4 separate regions of the Homo sapiens genome follow, and regions 2, 3 and 4 are each linked to region 1. A link is a contact called in ENCODE Hi-C or POLR2A ChIA-PET data. All regions are on one chromosome and are shown on one strand. Each heading gives the region's core, a stretch centred on a gene start or an enhancer-like site at or near the end of the contact. The rest is flanking DNA. Distances are from core to core; before and after follow the strand shown. Region 1 holds the start of FAS (Fas cell surface death receptor). Region 2 has its middle 200 kb from the start of PTEN. Region 3 overlaps LOC101929727 (a long non-coding RNA gene). Region 4 overlaps RNLS (renalase, FAD dependent amine oxidase).

Region 1 (2,536 bases), core at 23-2,522:
CTGAAGCTCTCTGAACCTCATTTCGCCATCTGTAAAATGGGGATGTGGTTATCTTCCCCACTACATGGCTCTCGTGAGAATCCGCGGAGATCACATTTGTAAACACTTCTCTCGCTATGCCTGGCACTTTGTTGGGGCCCAATAAAATAAAAATCCATGGACTCTCAGAGGCTCCGGTACTCAAATGAGCCTCCTGGATCCACGTCTCTTTGATTAGCCATCTGCAAGCTGGCATTTCTGAGCGAGGGACTTTTCAAAACAGGCTGCTCAAGTTTCTTGGCCAATAATAGGCGCCGGGTTCTGTGCGGTGGGAACGAGTACCACCAACCCCAGCAGGAGACCAAGCAGAAATCACCATGGGAGTGCAAGCTAAGAAAGGGCAAAAGAAGAAAGAGAAGGGCAGAAAAACAAAACAAAATGAAACCACTCAGGCAGCGACTTACAGTCTTAAAGAGAGAATTCCCGGAAGGGAGACAAGGCAGTTTCTTTTTCTGTGTGACAATAAAAAACGGTAAACAAGCCTCCAGAAGCTCATTCAGCCCCCATATAACTTTTTCGAGAAAGAAAAGGTGCCGTTCTTCCGAGCCCTCCGGCTTAACCACTGCTTCGGTGCTGACTTATTTCCTACGTCTGAGAACTGCCAGAAAATGAGCAATATCTGTTCTGAAGGCTGCAGGCTCTCTCCCCGCCCCCGCGGGGCGGCGCGCACTCACCCACCCGCGCCGGAGCGGACCTTTGGCTTGGCTTGTCAGGGCTTGTCCAGGAGTTCCGCTCCTCTCTCCAACCGGGGTCCCCCTCCAGCGACCCTAAAGCTTCCCAGACTTCCGCTTCAATTCCTGTCCGCACCCCACGCCCACCTCAACGTGGAGCGCAGTGGTCTCCGAGGAGCGCCGGAGCTGCCCCGCCTGCCCAGCGGGGTCAGCACTTCGCATCAAGGCCCAAGAAAAGCAAGTCCTCCAGCGTTCTGAGCACCCGGGCCTGAGGGAAGGTCCTAACAGCCCCCGGGAGCCAGTCTCCAACGCCTCCCGCAGCAGCCCGCCGCTCCCAGGTGCCCGCGTGCGCCGCTGCCGCCGCAATCCCGCACGCGTCCCGCGCCCGCCCCACTTTGCCTATCCCCGGGACTAAGACGGGGTAAGCCTCCACCCGGGCAGGAGAGGGCTCACCAGAGGTAGGAGGGTCCAGATGCCCAGCATGGTTGTTGAGCAATCCTCCGAAGTGAAAGAGCTTCCCCAACTCCGTACTGAGCGGGTCCACCAACCCGCGGGAGAAGAGGCAGCTCCGCCTGGGCAGCCAGGGCTGGCCTCAGGGTGTGTTCCGTGCCAGTGCCCGCCCCTGAGGCTCCAGCCAAGTCACTCGTAAACCGCTTCCCTCACTCCCCAGAAGCGTCTTTGAACACCTGTGTGTCACTCTTGCGCGAGATCAGAGACGAGCTCACGAAAAGCCCCGGTGGTCAGGAGGATGGGAAGGAAGCCTCGCTGGGGAACGCCCGGGTTGGGGAGGGCTCCATTGATTCAGCAACTTGGCCTGCGCGCGGGTAGGGAGGGGGAGAAGTCAGGGTGAGGAAGGAGTCAGGGTTCGTTGCACAAATGGGCATTCCTGTCCCGGGGCGTTCCTGCAGTGGCTGGCATGCTCACTTCAGGTGAGGACCTCGAGAGCCGGCCTCCTGCCCTTTCTAAAGGCTTCTGCTGTAGTTCAACCTGGGAAGTTGGGGAGGTCTTGAAGGAGAATGGAGCTCAGAGCGCAGAGGTCCTGCCTGGGTACAGGAGCCTTGGCTAATTGCTGGAGTCACTCAGAGAAAGACTTGCGGGGCATTTGACTGGGCTGTCCATGTTGTGGCTGCAACATGAGAGGCTCACAGACGTTTCTGGAATGGACAGTTAACCATATGAAAAAGTACAGATGTTGCGCCATAGGGCTCTGAAAAGGGAGGGCCCCTTAGTTTTTATTTCTCAAGAGGAAAACAAAGCTAACAACTTAAGCCAAATCGCATAGCCCCAGCTATATTAAACATTCACAATTACTTCCTGTCCTTCGTTACTCATTATTTCCTGGCCAATTTTCTTTAAAAAAAAATCTTGTAATTCTTTCGTGCTCTGGTGAACACTGTTCAAAGTCACTATTGCTTTGGAACGGTAGATAGCTCTTAGGTAGTTTAGCATGAATTTTACAGAAGGTATGTTTGGATAATGACATCATTACTGAACCTGAATTTGGATGCAGTTCCAGACTGGACACACTAAAGGTTTCAGTATTCCTTTGGCATCGTCCACCAAGCTCTGCACCTCACTCTGCAACCTCTCTCCCTTCCCAATTAGATTCAACCCATTAATAACACATTAATAACCCTTTGCTTAGCCCACTGTTCATCCTTCAGGCTTCCTCTCAGTTGACATTTTCTTCTGGAGCCTGTTTGGGCCCTCAAATCTAGGTTAGGTTACCCTCCTGAGGGCTTTCCATCACCCTGTGTTTTGCATCTGTCACTGCACTTACCACCAGTCTTGTAGGTGTTGATAGGCTTGTCTCTGTTCCACCTTTC
Region 2 (2,536 bases), core at 10-2,509, 930 kb after region 1:
GTCTGCGATAATCATTTCAGAAGTGGCTGCTGATACTGGTAGGTATGCAGTCAGCAATTGTGGTGGAAACGGGGAATGTCTGCTCAAAGAGACAGAATGTGCAATGACTCAAATGATTTCCAGCAATTGTCAATACTATTTGATGTTAGTCATTTATGCTACCTTTTTCTTATTTATAGATTCCTAGCTTTAAATTAACCTCCCTGATATATGGAAGTAATTTGGTCAGTAATAAGTTCCTTTGTTTTGGGTTTTTTGTTGTTTTTTTTTTTTAGGACTATGTGGCAGAGGAGACTCCTGACTTTCACTTCTCTAAATAACCAACAACTCCTCACTGTCCCTGTGTAAAGCTATCATGGCTGTGGGGAAGGAGAGACACTTCAAGGACAGCTCAGAGCAAAGTACCAGTTTAAAATCTTCTCACGAGAAGAGCAGCATCCTTCACTCATTTGTCCTTTCACTGAGGGTGCACTACATGTACTCACTGTGCTAGATATTGGGAATACAGGGCTGAGTGAGACATGGGCAGACTCCCTGAGAGGTAACACTCAGACTACATCTCAAAGGATAACTAGATATCCGCCAATCAAGATGGAGCAGCAGGCCAGGTATACAGGCTCAGCATCACTTTGGGCGTTGCTTTATCTTAAAAAGCTGCCTGAACCACTTAAAGGGACCCACTGCTGCCTTCAAAAGAGTACAGTGATATGCATCTTCCTGAGGTCTTTCTAAGCCACTTCTGGAGCTAGATATATGTTTCTCAGATGTCTCTGAAACAAGGTTTCCAGGCAACTACATCTGAGGCCATTGGTGCTGCAATATGACTGAAAGGAAAGAGGGTGTGTACTTCAACAGCCTTGCTGTAAGCAAGGTGGCTTCATCCCCTCCCCCCACCTGAAATTGAGAAACACAGAAGTGACCACAGTCCTAGGCCACTGTGTGCAAAAATGGGAAATGTCACTCATCAGGTCCTCTCCCACGTTTAACCAGAATCATCAGCCTATAGATTCGGGAACTGAGTGGCTTGACCATTTTGCACGTAAGCCATATGCAATTGGTCCAAAGGAGACCAGTGAGCAACAATTCAATTTAGAGTTCACTGAACTCTCTGGTTTGGGAAGGAAATTGCTAGTAATCAATTGCAGCAAGCATACAGGCTCAGGGCCAGGAAGAGAAAAATCACTTTAATGGGCAAAGCAGATGTTGCTAAATTCATTGCAAAAGTGAGATGGGCACAGAGCCAGGCCTTGCATGAGAGATGCTGATCTGTTCTCCTGAATGAACAAAACAGAGACATTTCAAAAAGGGGGGTTTCTATGAAAGAAGCCAGAGGTCTGTGTCCCTGTTAGAGTAAATAAAAGAAAATGCACCCAGGTGTTCAGGTCCCCCATACCACCACAGGACTTAAAGTTGTTAACATCTTACGAGGATTTTTAAACAAATCCAGAATACTAGCAAAAACTGCCTGGGGAGTCTTCATTCGGTTCTAAGGAGAGTATGTGGTAGAGTAGAGAGAACACGGGCTTTGGCATCAGATCTGTTTCTTCCATGAATTAGTTGCTTCCACCACCAAGAAGTTGTATGACTTGGGCAAAGTTCTTAACACCTCTCAGTCTCAGTTTCCTCCACTGTAAAATGGGCCTAATGTCATTTACCTTATTAGAGCAGTTGTGAGGACTAGTGATAATGTCTGTAAAGTATGGTAGAGAAATGCACTTAAGCAATAACATGTTTTCAGAACCATGAAAAGACTAGTGACACTAGGATGTGGGGAGAATTGGTTAATGACAGGGCAGGGTGGGGTGGGATGGGGAGAATTTCTGGCCCAATATTGACCAGCTTTGGCACGTGCTCTTGGTGAAGGATTACTTCACAGGTCACATGTTTCTTTGCATGCTTAGGCTGATAAAACATCTCTCAAGAATATAAGAGCTCAGCAAGTGTAGGAGCATAGCCCAAGAAAGGTCACTGTGTGTACTTAGAACATTTTCATGGAGTAGCTTCAAATGCAAGCCTCCTAAAAGAGAGTTGATTCTGATTCCCCAAATCTGAAATGTTCTTTACTTACCTAATTCCCACTCATCCTTCAAGGCCCAACCAGAGTCCCTCCTCTGAGAATCATCCCAAATTCCTCTGGAGCTCACCATCTCTACCTACTCACATATTGCCCAGTTTATATCAGCTGCCTTCAATCCTTCCTGGAACAAGACATTAATCCCATTCAGTAAAAACTTTAAATGCTACTTACTCAATTCTTTGGCCTGTCATAGTAAAGTGTCATACACTGATCATCACCTGAATCATGTGGTTCTACCCCAAATACTTAGCAACTTCCTAGAGTTTAGATATTGAACTTGCACTAATTAAAATCTCTAAATCAGAAGGCAGAGAGAGCTGAGGGCTCTGACACTTGACTAGTTGTGTGAGCTTGGGCCAAGTTTCATGGCCTTCTCAAGCCTTAGTTCTCTCATCTGTATACTGGAGATAATAATAGCACCTTCCTCCTAGGACTTGTGTGAGACTTTCGTGAGCTCGG
Region 3 (2,536 bases), core at 22-2,521, 720 kb after region 1:
GCAGCAGTAGGAAAGTGATTGAAGCTAATATCAGTAAGAAATTTCCAATAAGCAGAGCTTTTCAATGTGGAGCAGACCTCTGGGAGTTTCTTTCTGCCAGCCCAAAATGTTTCCAGCAGAGGCTGGGTGACCACCATCCACAGTGATCCACAGTGGGGAGAGGTCACAAGAACAGTGCATCCCAACCCTGGCTGGGCCACAGCATCACCCGAGGGAGGATAGAATGCAGATTCCTGGGCCATGAACCCTATCTACCTGGATTGAAACTCCAGGGCTGGGGTCTAGGGATATGTATTTGCCTTAAACTTCCCCAAGGAATTCTAAAGCAGCGAGACAAAGTTTCTACACCTGAGAATCCCTAGATTAGAGACTTTCAAGGCAGCTTCCAACTTGGAGATTCAAAGCAATTTTGCAATTCAAAGGTCTAGAGACTATTTGAGTATCTATCTTAAAAAAACGAAGACAACAGTATAGATGCAAAGGGAGGCACGGCTGGGGTTGAAGGATGGAATCATTTGAAGATCAATACTTTTTCATTCATTTATTTATTCAACCACCAATGACCAAGAGCCTGTGCTGTACCAAGTTCTTCATGTAAAGCACTTGGGATATGTTAGGGATCAAAACCGTTTCCTGCCCTCATAATGGTCACATTTAGGTCAGGTTAACATAAAACGTAGATTCTTGGGCCCAGGAATGACTGAATTAGAATCCCTGGAGAGGGACCCAAGAATCCATATTCTATAAATGTTCCCAAGGTGCTGCCTGTATACACTAATGCAATGTTGTTTTTCAAAATATGGGCTTTGACTCATAAGTGGTTTGTTATAGTAATTTAGTGAGTCAAGAAGCTTTTTTAAAAAATTAAAATAACAGAAAAAAGAACAGGAAAAGGAAAGGAAAATTAGAATGCTGACACATGGAAACAGTAACTTGTTTCATAAAGCTTCTGTTTCTGTGCCCTGGGCCACAATGTAAACTGGGTTTCAGATGGAAAACCATTGCTAGAAAATATGATATATAAAATACATCACTGCTCTAGTCCTCTCTAACCCCTGCACGCAACAGTTCTGTTTTAGTCCAAATCTGGAGGTGAGATGCTGGGGCACACTGACCACCTTGAGGAGGGACAGGCTGTTCTGGGAATTTGACTCACTGGGAATATCCCTGCTATAATGCCACTTCCTTTTTCTTTTGGATTGAGCCTAGGGCTGCACTCTTGCACAGATGGTAAAGTCTCCAGCACATGTTGCATCATTTTCTCTGGTAGACATGACAGAGCACTGCACACTATCTGTCCTGGCCTTCGTGGCAGAGTTAGAGCCGCATACAGAAACGAACTCCTGGGACCCATTGCTTCCATTTGCTAGGCTGCTTTTTAGGGGAACAAGAGAGCAGGTCTTATACAACCAATTTTCCAGGCCAAGTCCTGGGTATTTGATTTGGGCCCTTCATATCAGGTCAAAACCATATGCAACCCATACTTGGCAACCAAGATGAAAGATACCAATTGTTTTAAATAAAAATGAAACCGGACGGGGTGAACAAACCCACATAAGACAAGCTGAAAAGTCCTCCCAGGCTCTCTGAGAACCCAAGAGCCTGCTGTGCTGAGCAGACCAGGGATGTTCCTGTGGTTTACTTGTTTGCTGTCACGGAAGTTTTGCTGTCACTAAGAAGAAAAATCCAAAGGCTAATTCAGCATAAATGGTCCCCTTGGCTGCACTGAGGGCAGTCACAGGTGAGTCATAAACAGTGTTGAAAAGTAGAGATCCACCCTAGAGGCCTGAGACATGCTGCTTTTATCTCCAGCTCAGAGCAAGAAAAATGTCTCAGAAGGAACTGAAAATGGAATTACTCAAACTGAAAACTGCTGTCCTCACCAGGAGGATTCCTTTCCTGACCCAAGTCTGGGAAGTGCCACTGGTAAACCCCCAGAAATGAATTTGCTCATCAGTGAAGGACAGAGCTAGATATTCTCAGATGTACCCAGTGACATTTTCGCAGCATTAGAAGCCAAGCCTCCTTCACCTCAAACCAAATCACTGAAATGCTTGATTCTGTGCAGCTGTGGTAGAAATGCCCTGTATCAAAGGCAGGCTCCAGTACCACAAGCCAAAGATAAATAACAGAGGAAATGATCAAGACCATGACCTCTTGATGACCCCCTGGAGCTAAATCTTTGCTAGACCTCAGAATATCAAACAGGCCACCAGCCCGCCAAGAGCAGTTCATGAACAGTGTGGAAGCCACCTCAGCCTGCGAGAGCCTGGCTCTCTAGAAACTTGAGACATCCCAAAGGAATTTCTTGTTTTATCCTCCCAAACAGGGGTTTGTTAATTCTTTCTTCAAGTGAAGAAACCCTTTCCAAATAAACGTACCCAGAAAAGGTATTTTCCATTTACTTGGAAGTTGGGGTTGTATGTATCTCTTGTCCGGTGGTGAACTATTAGTATTTTGAAAAGTGTGTTCTCCCACCAACTAGCAAAAAAAATGAAACAGAAATACAAGGGCCTTCTCCTACTGGAGATTTTGA
Region 4 (2,536 bases), core at 16-2,515, 610 kb after region 1:
GTCATAGCACTGGAACCTCACTGGGCTTTACAAAAATGCATTCAAAATATTTTAAAGTACTTCCACTTTATAACTGATGACAGAAGATGATAAATACATTGTGGTTATTTTGCTCCTGTTTTTTGAACTTTCAGTGCTGGGATTATTGGAGACAACTACCCTGAGATAGCAGTGATTTGGGAACTAATACCTAATGGCTAAGTGGGTGTCCTCAGCCCTCACATCCTGCTTATCTATGGAAACTAAGTAACATGGGAATGATAGCTAGAAATCCACCCTTTTCAGAGGACCCAAGAGTCCATCTTTAAATGCTGTATGGCTGGGTATGCTGTGAGGATTCTCTTAACACAGAACAGCTCTGCCTTCCAAAACCCTAAAGACGTTTGATAAGGAAAAATAGCTAACAAGTTATGCCTTTCTCATAACCTTTGAAACCTACTTAAAAACTGAAACAGTACAAGAATTTGCAGTTTAAAATGACCAGAGAAGTGGCAGAAAGCCAGAATTCTGTCAGAGACGGCTTAGAAAAGCTTAATGATTAACAAATGGGTCACTGCCTTCAGGCTCTGACCTTTAGAACTAACCAATTTTAGCCTTTTGGTTATGTTCCTTCAACTCGTTTTATATCAAGGAAAAAAAAATACTCTCTAATGGCACAGTACCACCCATCCAAAAAAAGGATTCTTAGCAGTCCAGTATTTGGTCAGTAGCTTTTCTGATAACATGGAGTTGGTCCTAAGCACAGTATTAACAACTGTTAAATTATATTTTTTGTTAGAGTTTAAGGAAGGCCCTAAGCACGACTGCATATCCTGCAGGTGAAATGTACGAAATTTCGGTTAACATGGTAACGGCTCTAAAAATACCTAGGCTACAGTTTAACCACAGAGTTTCCTCCTTAACGTAAAAAAGCCACCATCACGAGCTGTTAGAAAGTGCAACAAAAGCAATCTCTGTCGGACTTTGTGCAAGCAGGCTATTAAATCAGGCCTGGCAGTGACAATCTGCAGCCACTCTGCATCAAAGTAATAATTAAAGTTTTGCAAGCCCAAACAGCAATGCACAAACCACCTAAGAAATATGTTACATTGATAAGTCCTTTTTTTCTGCCTGTAACTTCTCTTCTCCCCTACCCCCAACCACCAGGTGGACTAAGCAGGGCGTGGCAGGGGCACCGTGACAAAGAGTCACCACACCATAACCACAGGGCCCCACCCGAAGGAAAACCTAGGGCAGGCTGCCACGGTTTTCCCAGCAACCTCTGCACCAGGATCCCATAGAGTATGCACAGGAGGCTAAATCACTCACCTGGGGTTTCCCATCTGGGCTCTTTGCTTGGCAGAGACAGAGAGGGTGGGGTCAACCTTTTCCTTGATGCTTTTGCAGTTAGCAAGTTGGAAACACATTTGACTCTTTTGAATTCTGTGCCTTGGCTATTCAGGAGTCTGTCATGTCTGGGCTTACTAAATTCTACCATGTCTAGGCTGCCGGGTTTAATAAATAGAAATACCTGACATCCAGTTAAATTGGAATTTTGAATAAACAGTGAAGAATTTAGTGAGTGTAAGTATATCCCATGCAATGCTTGGGATACTTACACTACATACTTATATACTTATACTACAAATAATTTCATAGTTTACCTGAAATTCAAATTTGACTGGATGTACTTTCAGAGTCTTTTTATCCACCAACACCCAATTAACAAATTGGTTTTTATTTGTTTGGGCTTTTTAACTTCATTTTGCTTTTATTTAGTTTTGCTTTGCCTTGCAAGCCTTGGGTCAGTGTAGAAAGGCTAATCCAAGGAAATGAGCTAGCATTTGCTGAGCTCATTCTTAAATCAGGCTTCATCTTAGGTACTTTTGATGCATGGTCTTTTAAAATCCTCACATCATCCTCTATAATAGCCTACTTAAAATCCACATTTTATAGAGGAGGGTACCTCAGCTCAGAAAGGTTAAGTGATTTGACCAAGGTCACACAGCTAACAAGGAGGCAAAGCTAGGTGTAAGCCTAAGTGAGTATGACCCCAACTGGCTTTCTCAACTACTTAGTACATCTGCAATAGTCACATTTAAATGTAATAGTTAATTTTTGCCTGTTTATCAGACATTAGGTTCTTTTCCTTAACAAACGTCAACTCAATAGCATAGATTTCATAAGCGAAAAGCTCAAATTGACAGCTGAATTGGGAACTGTTCTCCATCAACTCCTGGTACATAATAAACTATTTTATTAATCTCTTTACTAAAAATGAACTTCCAGGCCATTTCTGACTACTCCACACTAGAGCTATAGTTGTTCTAAGTGCTTTCTATATAGTAATTAATCTAATATTGAAATCAACCCTATGATATAGTCAGTACTATAATTTTCAATTTATAGTGTAGAGAAATTGAAGTTCACAGCCTTTCCCAAGGTCATACACTGGTAAGGGAATTAAGCATGATTTAATCTCATCTTCCTGGCTGCAAAGCCTAGGTTGTGTGGCTTTGAGGAATTACTTAGCCTCTCTGAGCCTAAGTTTTTTCAT

The links. Hi-C counts contacts between places; a loop is a spot of excess contacts on that map. ChIA-PET counts read pairs that join two places held with the same protein, here RNA polymerase II (POLR2A). Pooled maps may share reads with other maps.
Region 2: a pooled map shows a loop between it and region 1 (5-fold over the local background). The contact joins the enhancer-like site here to the promoter of FAS in region 1. A Hi-C loop is called at or near these places in 1 of 168 maps with a recorded cell type or tissue (OCI-LY7), 1 of 37 single-sample maps with no recorded cell type and 4 of 50 pooled maps.
Region 3: a pooled map shows a loop between it and region 1 (5-fold over the local background). The contact joins the enhancer-like site here to the promoter of FAS in region 1. A Hi-C loop is called at or near these places in 2 of 37 single-sample maps with no recorded cell type and 9 of 50 pooled maps. POLR2A ChIA-PET finds 5 or more read pairs at or near these places in 1 of 52 experiments (PC-9).
Region 4: a loop to region 1 is called in a map of OCI-LY7, with 3 times the contacts of the local background. The contact joins the enhancer-like site here to the promoter of FAS in region 1. A Hi-C loop is called at or near these places in 3 of 168 maps with a recorded cell type or tissue (OCI-LY7 and naive thymus-derived CD4-positive, alpha-beta T cell), 1 of 37 single-sample maps with no recorded cell type and 9 of 50 pooled maps. POLR2A ChIA-PET finds 5 or more read pairs at or near these places in 1 of 52 experiments (GM12878).

What each region holds. Positions count from the first base shown.
Region 1 is chr10:88,989,534-88,992,069 of GRCh38, reverse strand. It overlaps FAS (Fas cell surface death receptor), which reads right to left and starts at 1,272. Exons shown (of 9, transcript NM_000043.6): 1 at 1,164-1,272. The coding sequence starts at 1,193. It overlaps FAS-AS1 (FAS antisense RNA 1), which reads left to right. Exons shown (of 1, transcript NR_028371.1): 1 at 1-648. It also overlaps a transcript of ACTA2 not described here. RefSeq lists enhancers at 337-416, 547-956, 1,097-1,607, 1,608-2,119 and a silencer at 2,527-2,536.
Region 2 is chr10:88,063,379-88,065,914 of GRCh38, reverse strand. No RefSeq gene overlaps it. Among named protein-coding and RNA genes, the nearest start is that of PTEN, 200 kb to the right of the region's middle. Within about 2 kb of position 1,259, at least 15 of the 41 ENCODE cell types and tissues checked have a DNase peak (open chromatin) inside an H3K27ac peak, as active enhancers do.
Region 3 is chr10:88,270,671-88,273,206 of GRCh38, reverse strand. The region is part of intron 1 of LOC101929727 (a long non-coding RNA gene); the gene reads right to left. It also overlaps a transcript of RNLS not described here. Among named protein-coding and RNA genes, the nearest start is that of RNLS, 310 kb to the left of the region's middle. RefSeq lists an enhancer at 1,557-1,606. Within about 2 kb of position 1,271, at least 7 of the 41 ENCODE cell types and tissues checked have a DNase peak (open chromatin) inside an H3K27ac peak, as active enhancers do.
Region 4 is chr10:88,384,405-88,386,940 of GRCh38, reverse strand. The region is part of intron 4 of RNLS (renalase, FAD dependent amine oxidase); the gene reads left to right. Among named protein-coding and RNA genes, the nearest start is that of RNLS, 200 kb to the left of the region's middle. Within about 2 kb of position 1,265, at least 26 of the 41 ENCODE cell types and tissues checked have a DNase peak (open chromatin) inside an H3K27ac peak, as active enhancers do; they include GM12878 and OCI-LY7, where a contact is called at or near this core.